Regions from separate parts of the Homo sapiens genome. Here region 2 is linked to region 1. A link is an interaction called in ENCODE POLR2A ChIA-PET data of the cell type or tissue named here. Cell type or tissue: OCI-LY7. All regions are shown on one strand. Each heading gives the region's core, and the rest is flanking DNA. Links, peaks and the distances in the headings are about the cores only.

Region 1 (6,061 bases), core at 472-5,471:
CCTCTGAGAAGAAACTGAGTTTGCAAAAAGATTTGAGGAGCCCAATTCTCCTAAGCTCAGTCAGATCACAGTGCGGGGGCCTTGCCTTTACCTCCTGAGCTATCTTCTGAGTCCCCAGGAGATACATTCACGTGGCGCAGTCTCAGTCAAAGTTGTTGACACCAAGAAGTTCTGGCAAACTGGTAAGTATGTGCAAATGTAAACAGCAAGAGAAGGGAGGTTTTCCCTGGAGCATCTCTGCTGTCTACGAACTGGCTCTGCAATCTGCCCCCACTCATTCACAACCCTCCTTCCTTGAAGATGGCTCAAGCAGAGGCTTTAAACAGTGGACAGTGACAGCCCCTTATAGAGGAAAAGCCCCTGCATGCCACATGCTATTTGCTATTTTTATTTCACAGCCAAGGATGAAACCTTTCATTTGCAGACACAGACCGAGTCACCCCTGTGGCCAAGATTAATATGCAAACATCTCAGTTTGCAGTCTGGTGGGGAAGGAGAAGCTTCCTCAATTACTTATGCAGCAGTAACCCTTGTCCACTTCTCACCTCCCAGAGTTTCAGGCACAGGTACCCCTTTTCTCTTGCATATGTCATGTAGTCTCAACTGTGTCTTCAATCTAGGAACTTTACCCAGCCCTGGCAAGCTGTACTAAACCCTAGTCTGAGACATCTGGCTTTTGCCCAGATAATTACATGCCTAACATTGTAATTCAGGTTTGGCACTGCTATTTCATAATGTTTTCTTTTTCTAAGCTGGAGCCTTCCAAGGGAGGAGAGTAGGACAATGGAGAAATGAAGACAGAAAAATGCAAGCATTAACCCTGAGGTTTCTTTCTCAGTTGCATTCAGCAAACTAGCAGAGGTACCTAGACTTTCAATACCCAAAATGTGGTCTGTGAACTGGCAACCCCAGGATCACCTGGGAGCTTATTAGAGTCTCAGGTCCCACCTAGACCTCTTGAATCAGAATCCGCACTTTAACAAGATTCCCAGGTGACTCATGTACATATTAAAGTTGGAGATGCATCCTGAATTTGTCACATCAGTGTGAAAGGTGCTGAGCACAGGGCAGATGCTCATGAACTGACCACACAGTGGGGAGTCAACTCTAGGTGAATTCCATGCCACCCCTTTCTAAATGTTAGTGACTATTACTGCTGCCACAAGCTGATATGCGAATGGTGTTGGACAATTCATTTTGTACTCATAAGAAAATCAGTATCAATTGATTGCAAGGGGAAAAAATGCTAGACTTCAAATTCCTACTGCAGCAACCCATTTCCAAGTGCGGGTGTCGAGATGGGAGAAAAGAGGGCTTGTCTTGGGTCAGGAGAGCTGGGTTTCATTCCCAGTGGGTGCCTAGCCAGCTGGGAGACCCTGGGCAGTCATGTCTTCCTTTAGTGCCTCAGTTTCTTCATCTGCACAGAGGGAGAATGGAAACTAGACTTAATGGTATTTACAATCATGACCTACAACATAGCATGGACCCTCCACCCTCCCATTTCTTCTCTAATCCTTTTATCCTATTTCACTTTTCTCTAAAATGCTTAGCAATACACTTGCCACATTATATATTTATTTGTTTTTTTGCACTAAAATGCAAGCTTCATGAGCCACTGCATCCAGCCTGATAATGTTTTTAAATTTGCTGTATGCATCACATCCCCTTTCCTTGTTTATCATTCTCTGAGAAACAAATGTTCTCCAGGGGTTCCGTATTTTAAAAGGAAACTAATTTTTCCTCATCCCTCAAAAAATTCGAGGAAAGCTGGGAGAAGGCATTCATAGGCAGATAAGTAACAACTTATTTCCAAAAACTAGATGCAAAGGCTGCAGGCCTACAAAATGTTGTCTTTTATAGACTCCTCACTTTTATAAGATGCAAAAAAAAAAAAAATCAGAGGAATAGCTTGTAACAAATGGTTACAACTATGGAAATACAGGAATGGCCAAAAAAAGGCAAAATTCCACTATAATAGTGTCATGTGCTTTTCCTCATTGGTTCCTCCTATTTAAACCCTTAGCATGTCTCTCCATCTTCTCTTACCCTCTCAAGCTACATTTCAGATGGCCCCAACTCCCTGATTTGTTTTCACATATCATTTAAGGGCTAGCAGGGCAAAACCTTCTGAAAAGTCATGCAGATGATCATTTGCCTGGCACGCTTTTTTTTAAGTCAGGACTCAAATGAATTGAAAAGTTGCAAACATATTATTTGCAGGCAATGTGCTCAGACCCCCTTGCCTCGATAGTGGGCTGCATGAAGCAGTGGTGGTGCACCATCATCCACCATTTCTGGTGCCAAGTTTTGTCTCGTGTCCAGCTGAAATGTTAGTCATCTTATAGAGCTGCTTGGAAGATGCTATTACATGTAAGTCCCAGCAGTTTTTTCCTCTCAGTACTAGCTTTTTGTGAACGTCATGAGACTGGGAGAAAATCTCTCTGCCAACAAGTGCTCAGTAAAAACCTCCATCCCAGAAATTACCCTGATATATGCAAGTGTGGCAGCGTGAGAGGCAAGTGGGTTGGCAAAGGGCCACGTGGATTCACATGCCACTACCTTCTATTTCCCTTTGTTCAGCTGTGCTGTTCGCACAGGGTGGTGGGTTCTCTCTCTCTTTTTCTTTTTTCTCCTTACTCTTAGCTTTTCTTTCTCTCTCTTTCTTTCTTTTCTTTCTTTCTTTCTTTCTTTCTCTCTCTCTCTCTCTCTCCCTCTTTCTTTCTTTCTTTTTTTTGGCAGTTGAGCTTTGAGCAGTGATGCGTTTTGTTTCAAAAGAGAATCACCAACAGAAAGGGATTGCTCATTGCTCATCTAACTTCAGGGCTCTCTTCTTGTAGAATGCTTCTGCCCACTCACTGTTTCATATGAGAAAGCATTTAAATTCAAAACTCACAAAGTCAGAACTGAAAGTATGTGGGTTTCAGTTCTCCTTATCCGTTTTCCCTTCTTTAAAAACTAAGGAGCCCTATTTGGAGATGTGCGTGCCTGCCAGGAATGAGGTGTGGGGCTCTAGGGTGCTGCGCTGGAACCCATGATGACATGGTTGGCCTATTCATCATAGACCTTTAGAAATGGAAAGAACCAGAAAAGGGCCTGGAAAGAACCTAATTCAATTATTAGGAAGAACCGAATTCATTACTTTTAATGGCAAAAACTGCAATTACTTTTGCCCCAATTTAATACATCATTTTACAAATGAGAAAATCAAAGCCAGAGAGAATGACCTGTCCAAAGTCACATGGCTAATTAGACCCTGTATCACATGTAGACCCTTGTATCTTGGCTGCATTTGGGTGTAGTTGCCAATGTATGTTTGAACTTGGATCTACAACTCCTCAGCAAAGTCAGAGAATCATGCAATTAAAAAAAAAAATGGAGCTAACAGCAAGTCCCAGCATCTCCCCTTAGTTTTGAAGAAGGCAGCATAAACCAGGATCTAGACCCAAAGCAGAGGTCTTGGTAGTTTTTACATGAAGAAACTCATGTGATTCCCAACCAATTCTATGCAACCACAGTTAAAGTGATTTATCTTCAACATCTGGCAACCTAAAGAACTGAAGTAGAGATGACGTTGGGAAGCTGAGTTCCAGGAACATTTTTGTCATGGAGGTAAGGTTCCTGGGTCATCATGAATTAGATGAAAAAGCTCCTTATAACTGGCCACAAAGAAGGCATCAATGACTTTACTAGGTGAAAATGTGGACTAGTGTTTGGATTTTCAAAACAAGCTGATATCAGCCACATGTAAGACCAAAGCAATAGTCACAAAGAAATCCAAAGGACAGCCTCTGGGCTGAGAATTAATAGATCCTTTTCAACAATTTTTACGATAACTTGTTGACAAGATGATTGTATAGACTATGATGAAAAGACATGAGAAAAAACAATTTGCAAGTAAGACTGAAGTACAGGTGGAAAAGGTGGTTAATGGGGTCATCTTTTTGCCCCTGGCCCTTCTAGCAGCCAATGGGTCAGGGCTGGACCCTTTATCCATCCAATCAAGAGGCCATAATGTTCCTCTCTGGAGCAGCAGAGAACTGAAAGATGCTACCAAAGTGTGAAAAGAGAAAGCAAAGCAAACTTCAAAGGACAAAGTCTGCAAAGATTGAAACTGTCAGTCTATGAATATGTGGCCCGATTCTTACTAGATGGACGTCAGAGGCCCTTCACTTTATACTAAAATATATTTAAAATATTGCAGCTGGGCGTGATAGCTCATGCCTGTAATCCCAGCACTTTGGGAGGCCGAGGTCGGTGGATCACGAGGTCAGGGGTTCAAGACCAGCCTGACCAACATGGTGAAACCCTGTCTCTACTAAAAATACAAAAATTAGCTGGGCGTGGTGGCGGGCGCCTGCAATCCCAGCTACTCAGGAGGCTGAGGCAGGAGAATTGCTTGAACTTGGGAGGCGGAGTTTGCAGTGAGCTGAGATCGCGCCACTGCACTCCAGCCTGGGTGACAGAGCGAGACTCCGTCGCAAAAAAAAAAAAAAAAAAAAAAAAAAAATTATTGCAACAGCCTGCGGCTGGGCGTGGTGGCTCAAGCCTGTAATCCCAGCACTTTGGGAGGCTGAGTCGGGTGGATCACAAGGTCAGGAGTTCAAGACCAGCCTGGCCAGCATGGTGAAACCCCGTCTCTACTAAAAATACAAAAACTTAGTCGGGCATAGTGGCACATACCTGTAGTCCCAGCTACTCGGGAGGCTGAGGCAGGAGAATTGCTTGAACCCAGCAGGCAGAGGTTGTGGTGAGCCAAGATCGCGCCACTGCACTCCAGCCTGGGCAATAGAGCGAGACTCCGTCTCAAAAAAAAAAAAAAAAAAATTGCAGCACCCAAATATTTGGTTGAAAGGTCAGTGCAGTGTTTCCTCCCAGGCAAAAGAAAATCAAGAGAATGGACCAAGCAATAAATGAGCAACTAGTTTCTGAAGCACTACTGTGTGGCCAGTCCTATAACAGATGAAAAAAATGGCCTAATTTCTATCCTCTCAAACTAAATGTTGAGAAGCAATTAGAAAACAAAGCAAATAAGCCCCCAAATGGCTGACTGAAATCAGCCAGAGATTTTTGCTTGTGCATTTCAGACTCCCCGGGGCTTACAGAGTTATAAAAGGGACTGAGATATTCGATATCAAAAATGTATTTTTCCCGGCCAGGCACAATGGCTCACGCCTGTAATCCCAGCACTTTGGGCGGCCGAGGCGGGCGGATCACTTAAGATCAAGAGTTCGAGGCCATCCTGTCCATCATGGTGAAACCCTGTCTCTAATAAAAATACAAAAATCAGCTGGGCGTGGTGGCAGGTGCCTATAATCCCAGCTGCTCAGGAGGCTGAGGCAGGAGAACCGCTTGAACTCGGGGGACGGAGATTGCAGTGAGCTGAGATCGCAACACTGTATTCCAGCCTGGGCAACAGAGCAAGACTCTGCCTCAAAAGAAAAGAAAAAAAAATCACATGAATGCCATTCCTTAGCTTTCCTATTAGATACAGTTGTAATTTCTAAAAAAGAATTATGATATCTTTTGCGAGGACATAAAAATTCAGAGTGCAAGAAGAGGGGTCACGTTTTTAAAATTAAGAACCGTTGATATAAGCAATATAAATGGAAAATTCAGAGGAGGAGAGATTAAGGTATTTTCATAGAGGAGAAAGATCATAAAAGGCTTAATCCCTGACCAGGAGGATTTTAATTCTTTAGCTAATTTATTTATGGCCTCCTGTGATCACAGTTTCAGTTGGTTTCATAATGGTGGTTTAGTTTGCAGAACATATGAATAAAGCTAAGGTTTGGAGGAAGTAAGAATCATCAAAATCTGTACAAAGGGTTTTTGTTTCCAGCTCAAAGGAGAAAAAAATATGATTTTTCCTCACTCTCTTGAATTATTTATTCATATAATATATATATATGCAGAATTTGGAATGAGAAATATCTTTACAACTTCTGGGCCTTAATTTTCCAGTTCTGAGATGAACAAAACATTGTCATATTCATCCCAGAGACCAGAAGTACAGTTTAATTGAATCAATCCTCACGTTTATGAGGTTCTTTGAAATGTTTTG
Region 2 (6,061 bases), core at 483-5,482, 330 kb before region 1:
TGTTCACAGGGCCTGCCAACAGAAGTGGCCTGCAAAGCTATCTTGTGTGAAGGAGATTTGCAACTGTAGAGGGAGTAAAATGAAGTAAACAACAGATGCTATCATGTATTCTTTGAAACACCACCCCACTCTCTCCCTCTGGATCCAGGAAGGATCACCTGGGAGTCTTGACACTTTAAAGGCCCTGCAGAAACATTTATCACAGGCTCCCATCTCTTCTCTCTGAGGGATTTCAGAGAGATTTCATCTGTGAGATTTCATCTGCATAACAAGACCACCTTTACTAGCCAGGCCTCCTCTTCTCTCTGTCCCATAACCTGTCTTGCCACCATAACCTGTTTTGCTATAATCCAAGTCCTCATTCTTGCTGTAACCTCAAGATGGTATAAAAGTGTCAACCCTCTAGCCATTTCTTTGAGCTTGTATGACTTCCATACACATGTGCACACAATAAAATTTGTATGCCTGTTTTTCCCGATAATCTATTATCAGTTTGTTTTATAAACTCAAATGACTGAAACTTCAGGGGAAAAAATTTAAACTTTCCTACAGTCTCACTTATATGTGGAATCTAAACAAAGTCAAGCTCATAGAAGCAGAGAGTAGTATGGTGGTTGCCAGGGGCTGGGAGGTGAGGAAAATGGGAGATGTTGGTCAAAGGGTACAAACTTTTGGTTATAAAATGAGTAAGTTCACCAGAACTTATGTGATCTAACATACAGCATGGTGTAACATACAGCTGTATGTGATCTAACATACAGCATGATCACAGTTAATAATACATTCTTGTTTACTTGAAATCTGCTAAGAGAGTAGATCTTAAGTGTCCTCACCACACACACACACACACACACACACACATATACACACAGAGATAACTAGATATGGCGATGAATGTGTTAATTTGTGATAATCACTTCACAGTGTATGCCTATATCAAATCATCACATTGTACAGCTTGAATATATATGAATTTTGTTTGTCAATTACACCTTAATGAACTAGAAGAAAAAGTAAAAGGATCCTGGATCACTTCAAAATATAAGCATGGCCATGATTGTGTGAGAAAATCAAGAATGCAGCTAGGTACATGTTTGAGTTTAGAGTCTGTGCACAGGTTGGGTCTTCAGGCCTAATGAAGGTATCCTAGAGCAAGTAGTGGGAAACATCACCATGTTGAGCCTGCTTGGAGTTGGGTGGGTTGGAGTCAACTGTGTGGATGACATACCACAAACTCCAACTTGATTTGGAGATCCATCTCTGACAAGGCAATGATTTAGAATAGGGTTCCTCAACATTGGCACCACTGTCAGAGCATTCTTGGTGATGGGAGCTATCCTGTGCATTGTACAATGTTTGTAGCAGCATCCTTATCCTCTACCCACTAGATGCCGGTATCACTCCACTTGCCCACCCTTACACCGCCTCCCCAAGTGGTGACAACCAAAAATGTCTAGACATTGTAAAATGATGTCCCTGGGGGGCAAAATAGCACCTGGTTGAGAACCATTGATTGAGATGAGAATGACCATGAATAAATTTCACCATTGTATTATGCCTGTATTTCTGCATTTTCAAAGTGGAGATACTATTTTTCCAGGTGTTTCTTCTAAAGCTTTTGTTTGGATTTCTGCGTCAGAAGAAGGAAATGAAAAGAATGCCTTTAAGAATCTCCTATTCTCTCATATCCTTCCTTCTTACTCATGCTTGCTAGCTTTTTTCCCTCTTCCTACTGAGAAATAAGTAATGTTTTATTGAATTGGTTTAGGTTTGCAGTTTCTGTTTCCCTGCTTCACTAAGAATATATCAATAGATACATACTTTGCCACAACAATAAAGAAAAAATACTTTCTGACAGGTGGTCCAGGCTGGACTTCATTTTACAAAGCATTCCAAGGGGGCTGGGCGCGGTGGCTCACGCCTGTAATCCCAGCACTTTGGGAGGCCGAGGTGGGTGGATCACCTGAGGTCAGGAGTTTGAGATCAGCCTGACCAACATGATGAAACCCCGTTCTACTAAAAATAGAAAAAATTAGCTGGGCGTGGTGGTGGGCGGCTATAATCCCAGCTACTCGGGAGGCTGAGGCAGGAGAATCACTTGAACCCAGGAGGCAGAGGTTGCAGTGAGCCGAGATTGCACTACTGCACTCCAGCCTAGGTACGACAGAGTGAGACTCTGTCAAAACAAAACAAAACAAAACAAAAACCAAACCCCCGCAACACCCCCCCCCAAAAAAACCCAAAGCATTCTAAGAGATTTCATTTTATGAAGTATCACAAAAGACTTCATTTTCTGAGCATCAGGAAAGTTGTAAAGGTATGTTAAGTCTTCTTCAAGCAAAGGACTGCTGGGCTGAAGCCCCAGGCCTTCTGTTTCCTTGAGGACTTTCTGTGGCTTGGAGGAAAAGCGGAAACTCTCTCTCTCTGGGCATTCTTTCTGCCTAAGCCCACCAGGGAGCTACATAAGCTTAATTAATGTTTGTAAAACATTTTTGAGATGAAAAACACCATTAGCTCAAACCACTGCTATGAAAAGTATTGTTTTCGAAACTGCATCCACACATTAGCTGTCTTAACTAGTCTTGAGGGAGACAGAAAGAACCAAAAGTACCAAATGGTGACAGAGGAGATGATGAAGCCCTAATGGGACTCCTGGCTCCAAGGAGGAGCAGTGCTGGATGGATTCATTCCTATGTGTGCTGTATGTGTCCTGCTTTCCAGAACAGCCTCCAGCAACTGATTATTTACGTGAGTAAATAACAAAAAATGCTGTTTTATGCCCGGGATGTTGCTGAAACAAGAAATCAGCATAGTCTCATACCCAGGGTGAGAACCAGGAGACAGAATTGGCTAGCTGGTGAGGGTGCATCTGCTAAGAGATTTAGACAGTAAAGGATGACTGTCAGAGGCCATAAGGCCCAGGAAATGTCCTAAACACACGGCTGCTGAGCACAGACAAAGCCTTTGTGTTGTATAGAAAAGAATCCCCTCTGGGCACAGCCCTTTCCCAAAGCCATGGTGAGACAGCCAGGTGGGAAGGGCTCCCTGGCAGAGCCTCCGACCGACCTGCACACTGGAAGGAGCGCGCAGTGGGGTGGAGCCACAGAACGTCCAGCTTTTGCAGGGGAGAGGAGCCTTGCCCCTCCTCTTCCTCGGTGGTACCTGAGAAGCCCACGGGCAGGAAGCACACTCTCTTGCTTTGCTAGGTGTCTCTTTTCTCCTTTTCTTCCTTTTCACCCAATAAAACCGTGCCCTACTCACCCTTCAAATAATCTGCAAGCCTAAATTTTCGTGGCCGTGTGACAAGGACCCCGTCTTCAGCTGAACTAAGGAAAAGTCCCCAAACAATGGGAAGAAAGGCAGGGAGTAGACATCCAATTTCCTGGCGTGGATTGTGGAGGGGTACCATGGTTCTGACCAGATGTGTATCAGGAGCTTGGAATTCATAAGCAGAGAGGTAAAGCAGAGCTGAATTGAGGAGGTGTCCCTTCGAGCTGGCATGGTTTGGTAAGCAGGGTGTGACCTGGAATTTGGCCCTCGATCTAGCTTTTACAGCCTGGCATTCTGGTGTGCTGCATAACCTGTGTGGCCAAGTGCTGGGCCTTAGAAGACCAAGCCTAGCAGGATGGAGTTGCACCTCTGAGCTGCATCTCTTTAAATTGCCTCAGAAAGAATCTGGAAGCTGCTGGAATACCTACTACCAAGGTCTTCCACCAGATTTCTGGCATCTTGCCCTTCCCTCCCTCTTCAGTTAGTTAGTCCCAAGTCACCACTCCCTTGTCGGGAGACTTGTCCCAACTACCTTCAAACTGTATAATCCTTCACTACCATCACTGATGACAAGAGGAGAGCTTGATAAAACTCATGAAGCCTTGCATTTATTTGTGAGTCTGTTATAAAGTTCTAAAGTTCAGCACTTTATCTTTCAATACGTTAGGGGAAAAAGTTATAAATATATCTGCTTCTGAGAACTTTAAGCTTCATGTTTCATGTAATAATTTATCTTTCATTCCAGTGTTGGTAAAAAACATATTTTTCCAAAGAATCCTGGTGTCTGTGGCTTTATTGGAGGAGACACAGTATTTTTAAATATGAGAGCTTCATCAGAGAGTGATTTTCTGGCCTATGGGTTTGAAGACATTTGGCACAGACAAGTAAGTGAGGTCACTCTGCTCTCTTTTAAAGACTGTCCATTGCATTTCAAAGGAAACCCAAGCTCCTCCTCACGACAGGCAGGGCCTTAAAAACCTAGCCCTTGCCTCCCCTTGGGCCACTTCCATCCCTGCACACTGCCCTTCATCCACACTGCCTCTCTCTGTCCTCTGGATATGTCGTTTCCCCTTGCTGTTCTTACAATGCTTACACCTTCACTCTTTATCCGACTGGCTCCTTCTTGTCATTCATTCTGTGCTCCCCTCAGAAAGAACTGCCCTGACCACCCAATTGAAAGAAGTCCTTTCCCCAAATTACTGTCACCTTACTTTAGGATATTTATTTTTAAGTTAAAAACATTTAAATTTCTATTTTTTCATCTTCAGTGTCCAGCTGGAATGGATATTTTTATAGCACTTATTACTCTGCAGTTAATATATGTCCTCACCTCTATATTCTCTATTATGTCCAGGGTGACTATGTAATGTATTATCCAAACTGAGACACTCTTGAGAGTGAGAGCTATTAATAATTATAATGAGACAATGAAATAAGGTGAGACTCTCCCAGGGACACAAGAATGTATGGATCATTGGAGTTGAACCCATTAGAGAATGTAATCTTCCTTAGGCATGAACTTTGTGTGGTTTCTTCACTGTTGATCATCAAAGCAGGGAATTGTACCTACTACCAGTAGGTACCTACTGTTAAATGAACAAATGACTTCTATATGCATAGATTTACACGTTTAAATGTTCCTTGTCATTTTTGCATTTTTCCATATATTAAATATGAGTGTATATATTTACAATGTCATTTTAAGAGAAAGAAATCAGAAAATTATATGAACCTTATGTTCCCTATATGATATGTATAAATGTGGGTAATGACTGATAACAGGGAAAAATAAAGTGTTTATATATTTTAGTGATGGTATAATGGTTTTTTCTTTCTTTTTCAATTTCTTTTATCCCTGTAACATTATCTGTAAAATTTTCAAAAACTAAAAGGCAAAAATGGAAAAATGAAAGAATGTTTTCTTTAACATATCTGACCCTAAGCTACATCTCTAGCTCTGGCTTGCCTCTGTTTTATGAACTCCAAGCTCCTCAAACATATGTAGCCAGAACCATGGTACCCCTGCCACAATCCATGCTAGTAAAATATATGTCCACTCTCCTGCCTTTCTACCCATGGCTCAGTTCCAATAGAGGTTACATGTGAACATCTGATGGTGGAACCTAAATCATGCTCACCCACCTGTGTTGCAGGAAGTCTCAGGAATGAAGTTGATAGCTTTCTTTCCATCACATGCTGAAAGAAAGAATGGTTGTTGAATGAGCCAATCCATAAAGAAGCATTCATTTACTTCAACACATATTGAGTACCTACTATGTGGATGGCCCAGAGGTGACAGCAACTTGTTGAAAGCTTTTTAAACCCTCATTTCTTTAACCTTTTTTCCATAACTATCTTAATCTACTACTACAGGTTAACCCCTTTAACTTCTATTTTCCAGCAGAATTATACTATACGGGTCTTGGTCTGACATATTTTCAATGGTGTTGAAATACAAAGCAGTGATTCTATACCCAGATGAACAATAGCTGTGAAATGGATCCTAGAAGAATGGTAAAATCAGAGGAGAATGGAAGGTCATGGGTTTCCCATTTGGCTGAATTAAAATTCAGACTAGGTTGCTTCCCTTCCCCTTTGTTGGAGACATTTATAGCTAGGGGTTTAAGACTGAGATCCAGGCTTCCTTAAAGAAAGTTTTATTTTGAATTTCAACAAAAAGCAAAGTGTATGATGGAGAGTCTGACCAACTGGATATATATTTCCACTTAAAGAAGCTCTTGTATTGATTTAAAGAAGCTCTCGAACGCTTGTTTTATTGCTTTTCAATTGG

The links. Peaks named below come from ENCODE experiments on the same cell type or tissue, not always from the same donor. Only the 100,000 strongest peaks of a DNase experiment are listed, where the experiment ranks them.
Region 2: POLR2A ChIA-PET joins it to region 1 with 5 read pairs; 2 of 35 experiments call an interaction of 5 or more read pairs at or near these places.

The regions. Positions count from the first base shown.
Region 1 is chrX:13,002,665-13,008,725 of GRCh38, reverse strand. No RefSeq gene overlaps it. Among named protein-coding and RNA genes, the nearest start is that of TMSB4X, 31 kb to the right of the region's middle. RefSeq lists enhancers at 2,575-2,624, 3,958-4,017 and a silencer at 4,468-4,517. In OCI-LY7, for the core only: no CTCF peak of the experiment used is centred there; a DNase peak (open chromatin) is centred at 2,855; H3K4me3 peaks cover 910 bases; H3K27ac peaks cover 495 bases.
Region 2 is chrX:13,337,300-13,343,360 of GRCh38, reverse strand. It overlaps LINC01203 (long intergenic non-protein coding RNA 1203), which reads right to left. Exons shown (of 7, transcript NR_045260.1): 5 at 5,413-5,466; 6 at 3,262-3,435; 7 at 1,536-1,630. Among named protein-coding and RNA genes, the nearest start is that of LINC01203, 5.1 kb to the right of the region's middle. In OCI-LY7, for the core only: a CTCF peak has its summit at 1,383 (motif pointing right); no DNase peak of the experiment used is centred there.